Regions from separate parts of the Homo sapiens genome. Here region 1 is linked to region 2. Evidence: chromatin contacts called from ENCODE Hi-C or POLR2A ChIA-PET data. All regions are on one chromosome and are shown on one strand. The core of a region is the stretch at or near the end of the contact, and the rest is flanking DNA. Distances in the headings are between cores, read along the strand shown.

What was found. A loop is a pair of places that touch in the nucleus more often than their neighbours do. ChIA-PET counts read pairs that join two places held with the same protein, here RNA polymerase II (POLR2A).
Region 1: a map of PC-3 shows a loop between it and region 2 (7-fold over the local background). The contact joins two enhancer-like sites. A Hi-C loop is called at or near these places in 2 of 168 maps with a recorded cell type or tissue (PC-3 and endothelial cell of hepatic sinusoid). POLR2A ChIA-PET finds 5 or more read pairs at or near these places in 4 of 52 experiments (H1, MCF 10A, activated CD4-positive, alpha-beta T cell and 1 more).

What each region holds. Positions count from the first base shown.
Region 1 is chr3:194,904,071-194,908,221 of GRCh38, forward strand. No RefSeq gene overlaps it. Among named protein-coding and RNA genes, the nearest start is that of LINC01972, 140 kb to the left of the region's middle. Within about 2 kb of position 2,286, at least 2 of the 41 ENCODE cell types and tissues checked have a DNase peak (open chromatin) inside an H3K27ac peak, as active enhancers do; they include PC-3, where a contact is called at or near this core.
Region 2 is chr3:194,868,785-194,873,353 of GRCh38, forward strand. No RefSeq gene overlaps it. Among named protein-coding and RNA genes, the nearest start is that of LINC01972, 100 kb to the left of the region's middle. Within about 2 kb of position 2,872, at least 29 of the 41 ENCODE cell types and tissues checked have a DNase peak (open chromatin) inside an H3K27ac peak, as active enhancers do; they include PC-3, where a contact is called at or near this core.

The DNA.
Region 1 (4,151 bases), core at 1,036-3,535, 35 kb after region 2:
ATGAAAATATTTTTCTGTAGCCTTCTAAAGAAGCGTCTATGGGGAGAGTCATACATAGAGGTGTTCTAACCATTCAGTACACATGTGCAAATGTGTGAATTATTGCCAGTTTATGGAAAGGACTAAAAATTAAAAGACAGTAAATTGAATGATCTTGTGTTCTTTACCAATGTCTATAGGTTGAATGGTGGAAGAATTTTAGAAGGATTTGCTGTGCTAATTCCAATTCAAAAATTTTCTTTAACAAAAAGCAATGCTTGCTAAACACTAAATCATCAAAGACAAAATATAGCATTATCACACTGCATATGAATGAGTTAAATTTGAAAGGAAAAGAAAAGCTTATTTGTTACCTAGTTAGTCAGGTATAAAAATTTATGCTAAAATTGATGATAATTTTTACAATAAATATCAATAATAATGATTGTGTATATTTCTAACATGAAGATTTTAATTGAAAGCAATAGCATAATTTAAGTTGACTGCAAAAACTACACGAAAATTTGAAGTATGGGCTGTTGGCATGCTTTGTAGGTAAATTAGTTACTTTTCAATATATGCAATATTTCTTTGAATTCTGTGCTAATAATACTAAGTTGTTCCAGGAGTTAGAGTCATTTAACTCAGACAGAAGTAATTTTGAAACTAATATGTTTTTGCTTCAAAGTTACATTAATTCTTCAAAAAAAGATGAACCAGTTTTTTGATGTAAATATGAATATTAAAGAAAAGTGAATTTTTGATATTTGATTCCATTACTGATAAATTTGTTTTCTTTTTTCTTTATTAACTCTTATTTTAAGTTGAGAGTTACATGTGCAGGTTTGTTATACAGGTAAATTTGCGTCTGGGGGTTTGTTGTACAGATTATTTTTTCACCCATGTATTAAGCCTAATACTCACTGTTATTTTTCCTGATCCTTTCCCTCCTCCCACCGTCCACCCTCCAATAGACCCCAGTGTGTGTTGTTCCCCTCTATGTGTCTATGTGTTCTCATCATTTAGCTCTCGCTTATAAGAAAGAACACGTGGTATTTGGTTTTCTGTTCCTGCATTATTTTTCTAAGGATAATGGCCTCCTACTCCATCCATGTTCCTGCAAAGAACATGATCTTGTTCTTCTTCATGGCTGCATAGTACTCCATGGTGTATATGTACCACATTTTCTTTATCCAGTCTACAATTGATGAGCATTTAGGTTGATTCCATGTCTGCTATTGTGAATAGTGCTGCAATGAATATATGTGTGCATATGTCTTTATAATAGAACAATTTACACTCTCTTAGGTATATACCCAGTAATGGGATTTTGGGATCTTGTAAGTATATTTGAAACAACTTGAATATGTGAGTCTCTGTAAACTTTATGAAATCTAAATACAGATCAAATATTTCCAGGGAAAATTTAGTGCCTAAATTAAGATGTGCTCTAAACATAAAATACACAGTGGATATTCATGACTTTGTTTCAAAAAAAGCAAAATATCTCATCATTAATTTTTTATATTGAGTACATACTGGAATAATAATATTTTGGATCTATTGAATTAAGTGTGTTGTTAAAATTAATTTCTTCTGTTTATTTTTGTTTTCTTAATGTGGCCATCAGAAAACTTAAACTCACATCTGCATCTCATATTCCCGTTCTATTGGATAGCACTAGAGTATGCATCCTTCACTGGGGCTTGTGTCTGAATAGCTACAATATATATTACCACTTGTACCATGCCAGAGATTGTGCTAAGAGCTTCACAAACATATTTAACCTCAAAACAACTCAACCTCAAAACCACACACATTTAACCACAAAACAACAATGAGGTAAGTTTACTGATAGGAAAATTGAGGCTCAAAGATGTTAGGTAATTTGCCCAGGGTCACACATCCAGTAAGTACAACCAGACTTCCAACTCAGAATCCCCAAATCTATGCCTTTAGTCAGAACTGTGGCATCCATTACTCGCCCACTATTGGTGCTTCCATGCAGGAATTCCTTCTCTGCATTTCTCAGGAAATGTATGTTTCCCAAATAGTAAGAAAAATCAATCAAGGAATTGAGAAAATAGAAAAAAAGTATTATAATTCTTTTTTGAGAATCAAAGATCAACAATTAACATAGAAATATTCCTGGTCAAAGGCATCTGCTGATGTCATGTCAAAAGCAAGAGCAAGAAACATTGACACACGAAGTTCAAGGCTAAGGTCAAAATTTCCTGGAACAGGGACAGGAGCACACAGAAGAGAAGTGGCCACAATCTCACTGGCCAGTCTTGCCTGTAGCTACCGTCTTGTCATCAACGTGTGTTCCTGGATTTTCTGCTGCAAACAGTGAGTCACTCCTCCAAATACAATAACTATTACTGTGTTTATATTATAGTAAACATTATGCAAATTCTATGAATGGTATTCAGAGAAAGAACAAGTTTTGGAAACAAAGAAAGTCTTTGAATTGGCAATTCCCACAGATGATTCTGAGAGGCCCTGTTAACCTTGCGAGGAAATCAGATGTTACATTAGTCAATACTACCCAGTGAGGTTCACTGGTGATTTCCAGCATTTGAATATTTCCAGGAAGCTTTAGTTTTTTACACCTACTACCAAAGTGTAAATGCTTTATAAATATTACCAAATACAAATATTTTACAAAGGCTACCAAACTTAATATTTCTTCTTATTTGTTAAATAAAAATTTTTAGATATCCATAGTAATGAAGAAAGAGCATGAAGAATGTTGGAGAATCTTTTTTAAATAACTTATAATTTTGGTAATTCTGGAGAATTCCCAGAAATTCCTATTTTTTTATGCCAAAATCCCAAAGATCAATGTCTGTCAAGAATTTGGAAATAGCTCCTGGCATCTTAGGCCTTTAAGACTGTTCATTGAAGGAAAGAATAAAGGAAGGGACAGGATCCACAGCACTGCGGTATTTCTCGCATGGAAATAGAAGAGAAGGAAAGAGCTAGATACTCTTTGTCTAGATACTAATAAGGTGACTAAACCTATGGCTGTGGGTAGAAAGTGTAGTTGTTTCCATGAAAGGCCTCTGTCTTCTAATGATACAAAATTAGGGTCATTCATTGAGAGGAAGGCAGGAAGTGGCTGGCAGACAGGGCTCCTAAGAGACTTACAAAGGTTTGAAATTACCCCGAGGGAGGATGAGAGTTGCCGTGGAATGCCTGGGAGGTCTTGTGGGTACCAGAGTTCTTAGCTGAAGTCTAAGCACTCACTACAGTAGAGAAAGGAAGCACGCGACAGGCTCCCAGTGCCACAGAACCTTATGGATTTTCTGAGTAGGCCCGGGGTACCCACATCCACACACAAGCACAGCCACACACACGCTCTCATAAACCGCATCTGGAACAGTGTGTGGGTGTCACTAACAAACTGCTATCCAATGTCCACACAGCCCATGGTGTGAGCTATCATGAAAGGGTGAAGTCAGTGTGACCCAGGATGGTCTGCCAGGAAAAAATCCACTGCAAACAGTAGGTGAGGAGAGGAAGACACACTCTAGCAAAAGTGGCATATTGGGCCGGGTGCAGTGGCTCACGCCTATAATCCCAGCACTTTGGGAGGCTGAGGCAGGTGGATCATGAGGGTCAGGAGTTCGAGGCCAGCCTGGCCAACATGGTGAAACCCCGTCTCTACTAAAAATACAAAAATTATCTGGGCATGGTGGTTCATGCCTGTAGTTCCAGCTACTTGGGAGGCTGAGGCAGGAGAGTCGCTTGAACCTGGGAAGTGGAGGTTGCAGTGAGCTGAGATCGCGCCATTGCACTCCAGCCTGGGTAACAGAACGAGACTCTGTCTCAAAAAAAAAAAAAAGTGGTATCTTGGAGCAACTGGATCTCGTGTCAAGAATGATTGTGTTTGAAACTCCTTGACTCACCCTGCATTTCACCCCTTCCCTACAAAACCATGACTACCAGCTCTAGGAGGAACCCAAATTTGGCTCTTCTCAAAAACTAAGAGTCAGGTGGCCTGGTTTCCAGCCTCAGCTATATCACTAGTTTAGTGAGTGACCCTGGGCTTCTCTGAGGTCCAGCGTGATCTTCTGGTTAGTGGGGCATTTCTCTAGGCATGTTTGTGCTCTGTTAGCTTTCTGCCTCAAGAAACAGAGACTTACATATAGTTCTGCACCTGGAAGGAC
Region 2 (4,569 bases), core at 1,622-4,121:
CCAGGTGCAGGGAGCAGAGCTCGGTGAACTCGGGACACTGAGAGGCCAGTGACACAAGGGGAGAATGGCTTCAGGTGAGGCTGGAGGGAGAGGTAGGAGGTGCGTCCTGCAGGGCTGGGAAGCCGGGAAGGGAGTCTGGATTTATCCTACAGGCAGGGGGCGGCCACCGAGGGGTTGAGATGATCACGTGGCTGCTGGCAAAGATGGACTTGCGAGGTGGTGTGCAGGTTAAGAATGGATGTGAGACCAGCCAGAAGCCTATTGCAGGACCCCAGTGGGTCGTGGTGCTGGCGCTGGAGATGGGGAGAAGAAGGCAGTTGAGTCAAATGGCCCCCGTGGGGCGAGAAGCCCCAGGACTCAGGACAGAATGAAGATGGGGGAGTGTGTAGGTCTGGTTTGAGTCAGTGAGTGGAGATGGCTGTGACCTCCTGATATGCGAGAAAGAGTACAGGGAGAGGTGAGGAGAAAGCAAGGTAAGCCCAGGGCTTGCCAACACTGAGGGAGGGGAAGGAAAGGGGAGGGGAGGGGAAGGGAGAGGAGGGGAGGGGAAGGGAGAGGAGGGGAGGGGAGGGGAGGGGGTATCAGCCCAGGGTCCTACAGAGGAGCAACTGATAGGGTGAAAGGAAAGCAAGGAGGGGGTGGCTCCAGAAAGGAGCATTTCAAGAAGTCAGGATGCCCATCTAAGTCCAGTGTTGCTGAGACGAGGACAGAAGCTCCAAGACACACCAACAGTGAAAATGAGTCGAGGAACCGTCTGTATAGTATATATCACATTTGTGTTTTCAAAAGTTGTGTGTTTGGAAGCGGGAGGATATTTTAGCTTATTTGCAGGTTTGCTTATGGAACAGCTCTGGAAGACTCTGCAAGACTCTGGTGACAATGGCTCCCCCAGAGGAGGGAACCGGCTAGCAGGGGATGGGGTGGAGTGAGAGAGACCTTTCACTGTGTGTCTCACCCTTTGGGAGCTTTCATATTTTTATAAAATATAAATATATGACTATATTACTATTCAAAATTACAGTTTGAAAAAAGCACCCTGCCTTGGGAGCTGCTGTGGGATAATAATAATCGTTTCCTGCGCTTCTCAGGAGGATTACTTGAGATGATGTATGTCAGCTGCTTAGCTCAGGCTCAGCGTGGCACTCCATGAGGTGAGTCGCATCCCTGTCACTGCTGCTCCAGGAAACAGCAGAGAGGGCCTTGGCCTGTGTATTCGGTTCCCAGGGTTCTCGTAACAAAGTACACAAACTGCGTGGCTTAAAACAAGAGAAATTCCTTCTCTCACACTTCTAGAGGCCAGAAGTCTGGAGTTGTGGCCGGGCCCTGCTCCCTGGGAAGGCTCTAAGGAGGAACCCTCCCTTGCCTCTCACTGCTGCTGGTGATCGTTGGTTCCCTGCATTCCTTGGCTTGCGGCTGCATCACTGCAGTCTTTGCCTCTGTTGTCACACAGCCTTCTACCTTCAGTGTGTCTGTCTTCACGTGGCCTTCTTACAAGGACACCAGTCATTAAATTCAGAGCCTACAGTAATCCAGTACGACCTTGACTTGTTAATGACATCTGCAAAGACCCTATGTCCAAATAAGGCTACATTCACAGGTACCGGGTAATTCCGAGGACACCATTTAACCCAGCTGAGCCTGGCAGTTAATATTCTCACAACCACAAACTCATCCGTGACCCAGGTGAGTCCCTTCTCATTCTGGGCATCTGGTTTCCACCTATAAAATGAAAGGGGTGACTGGAGTCGCTCTAGGCCCCAGCCCAGCCCAGAAGCACTGGGTGTCCTTAGACACTCCTGGACCGGGTCTCAGGTAGGTAAGCCGGGCATCAGGAACAGGACTGAGGAGGCCGAGGCCTGTGTGTGTTTCATGTTGCTGCAGGCGAGGGACGTGCACTGGCTGTCACTGCAGACACTGCAGCCATTGCTGAGGATTTCTGAAGTCCTGAGCCCCTAGGTTCCTGGGAACAATGAAGCTTGAACTCTGTGGCCAGAATCATAGCCCAGAGCTATACTAAGACTCAGTCCTGCCCAGCCCCCTTTTATCACCTAATTCATGGCACAAGTGCAAACTCACATTCTTGTCCAAAGAGGAGTTGGAACAAACTGGATTTAGCGCAGCAGATTCTGAGGGACATCTGAGGTCATGAACTGAGCGGGCGTGTGCTGCTGAGTCAACTCACACAGGCTGCCAGGTACCATCCTCAGACTCCGCAGGAGAGGGTGGGGAATGGGAGAAACTGGAAGAAGCTTCCAAGAGGAATTTGTGGCAAACCTGCTTTACCGTGTTGGTTCCCTTTGGGTAACCAGATTGCAATAAAAACAACAAAGACACTCTCCTCGTGTATGAGAACTTCACACCTCATGAAAAGCTTTATACCTGTTCGCTTGTTTGATTTGATTCTAAAAAGTTGTGTGCAAACAGGGACTTTGATTGCAGTTTTCCAGATAAAGAAACTAAAGCTCAGAGTGGTGCCACACAGGGTCCCTCCCAGGGGCTGCTTCTGATGGCTCATTCAGGAGGGAGACCTTTAGAATTACTGCCCAAATCTCCACCCCAAGGCACCCAACACAGTGTCAGCGTAATCATCTTCCATGGGGACACTCTGTTCTCACATTCTTGTGTAAAGTATGAATACCTGCATTTTATGGAAGATTGCTATTTGTATTGATTTATAACATACAATATAAATGAAAGCAGTGTGTTTGCTATGCAAACACAGGTTCAAGACCAGCCCAGAAGACCCCTCCCAGCACCTAAGCCGTTCCAGATGGGCCTCCTGGAGTGATCACAGTTGTTCTGACTCACAGGAGGCCAGCCAGGATGCTGCCAGGGAGGCTGCCTGTGTGAGCACGCCGTCTGCAGAAGGCAGTCTCACTCTGCTAAGACAGACAGCTTAGCGCCGGGCTCCTGCTGAGGACACTGCCCCGGGGAGAAACCCTGGGCCACCCCACTCACTGTTCTAGTCCCGGGCGGGGCCGGCAGGGCCTGGGCAGGTCAGACTTTGCTGTGGGGCTGGTTTCCACAGTGAGGGAGGAGCCGGTTCCGCTGCTGACTGGTGGGCAGCTCAATGCTTTGGCCAGTCAATGACATGGCCATTAGGCAAATATTTGGGGCTTGATTTTGGTTATGGTTTTTAAAATAGAAAATGAATAAATTAGGCTTGGGGAAGTGGTGTTTTACAGTCACGTGGGAGGAACAGGCATTGAATCTGATTGTCCTTGGGCTGCAGCTAGAATTGCAGCCTCGCCTCTGTGGCATTTAGGCGTTGGCTTAACCACAAATCACAGACCAGAGAAGGCCTCAGTGTCAGAGAAAGGCCTGGAAAGAAGGAAGCAGACACAGAGAGCCACGGACTCACCCAAGGTCACACAGCTCATATCGGGTGATTGAACTGTGTGGGGGTGGAATCACATCTGTCCAGGACATCAGCATGTCACTGGCACCCATCTGGCACCTGGCAGGGAGTGGGTGTCCATTACGTGGGATGACTGTGTGTAGGAGGGAGGAAGGCAGGCAGGGAAGGAGGGAGCGGCAGAGAGCGAGGACACAGGGCTCTCATTGTCCAGGCCCTGTGCTCTGCATCACCACTCTGAGCTTGACAGACAGAAACGGGAGACAGCGGGAGCAAGCTGTGAACAAGGGAAAGGAAGGATGGAGCAAGATGGAGAGGGTGTGGGGCCCAGAGTGGGCTCTACTTTCTCAAGCCATGCCTGACTGTCCTTGGTGATGACTCGGGCAGAGAAAGAAGAGGTACCCCAGAATGTTCTCCCCAATAATCCTGGCCCCGCGCACCCGTGCCATGGACTCTGATACCAGGCTCCCTGCCTCTTCTGCTGGAGTCCTGTGGGAAGAGGGAAGGGGAAGCTGAGAGAGAAGAGAGGGCAGGCACTCACCTTCCAGTAGGGAAGCAGCAGCAACCCTTAAATCTGCTCTGTCTTTTACCTCTGACAATCACAGGCCACGTGTAATTTGATCCCTGAAACAGCCCGGTGAGGTTCCCATTCCACAGACACAAAAAGAGAATCCCTCTGGGCTCTTGCCACATTCCTGTATGATTAGTTTTCTGGTAAACATGAATAAACCAAACTAAAAAGGGCTGTTAGTGTATTTAATTTAACAAGGAGTAATTCCTCAGTAAATCCAAGGACAGAATCTCTAATGGGCTTTGCTGATGAACTGGTCAGGAGATATTTGGAGTCCAAAAAATCTCAGCAACCACAGCTCAGTTAGCATTCTATCGAACATTTACTAGGTGCCAGAACTATCTTCTTACTCTATTGTCCCATTTACTCCTTACACCCCCGAGAGATGGGTACTATTATCATGCAGTTTCCAGACGATGAAACTCCAGTACTGAGAAGTTCACTGCCTGTCTAAGGTCATCTCGATAATCACTGGTGGCCTCAGCATACTTTTAATTATATTTCCGTGCCTATGCAAGAGACTAGCCTCCGCCAAATATTGGATCTTTGAGGGAGGGGGCAGCAGAAGGACACACTGGGGTGGTGTAATCAGCTGGTGGGGAGTGGGGGAGGGAGAAGCAAGAAGAGTAGAAGAGAATCAAGA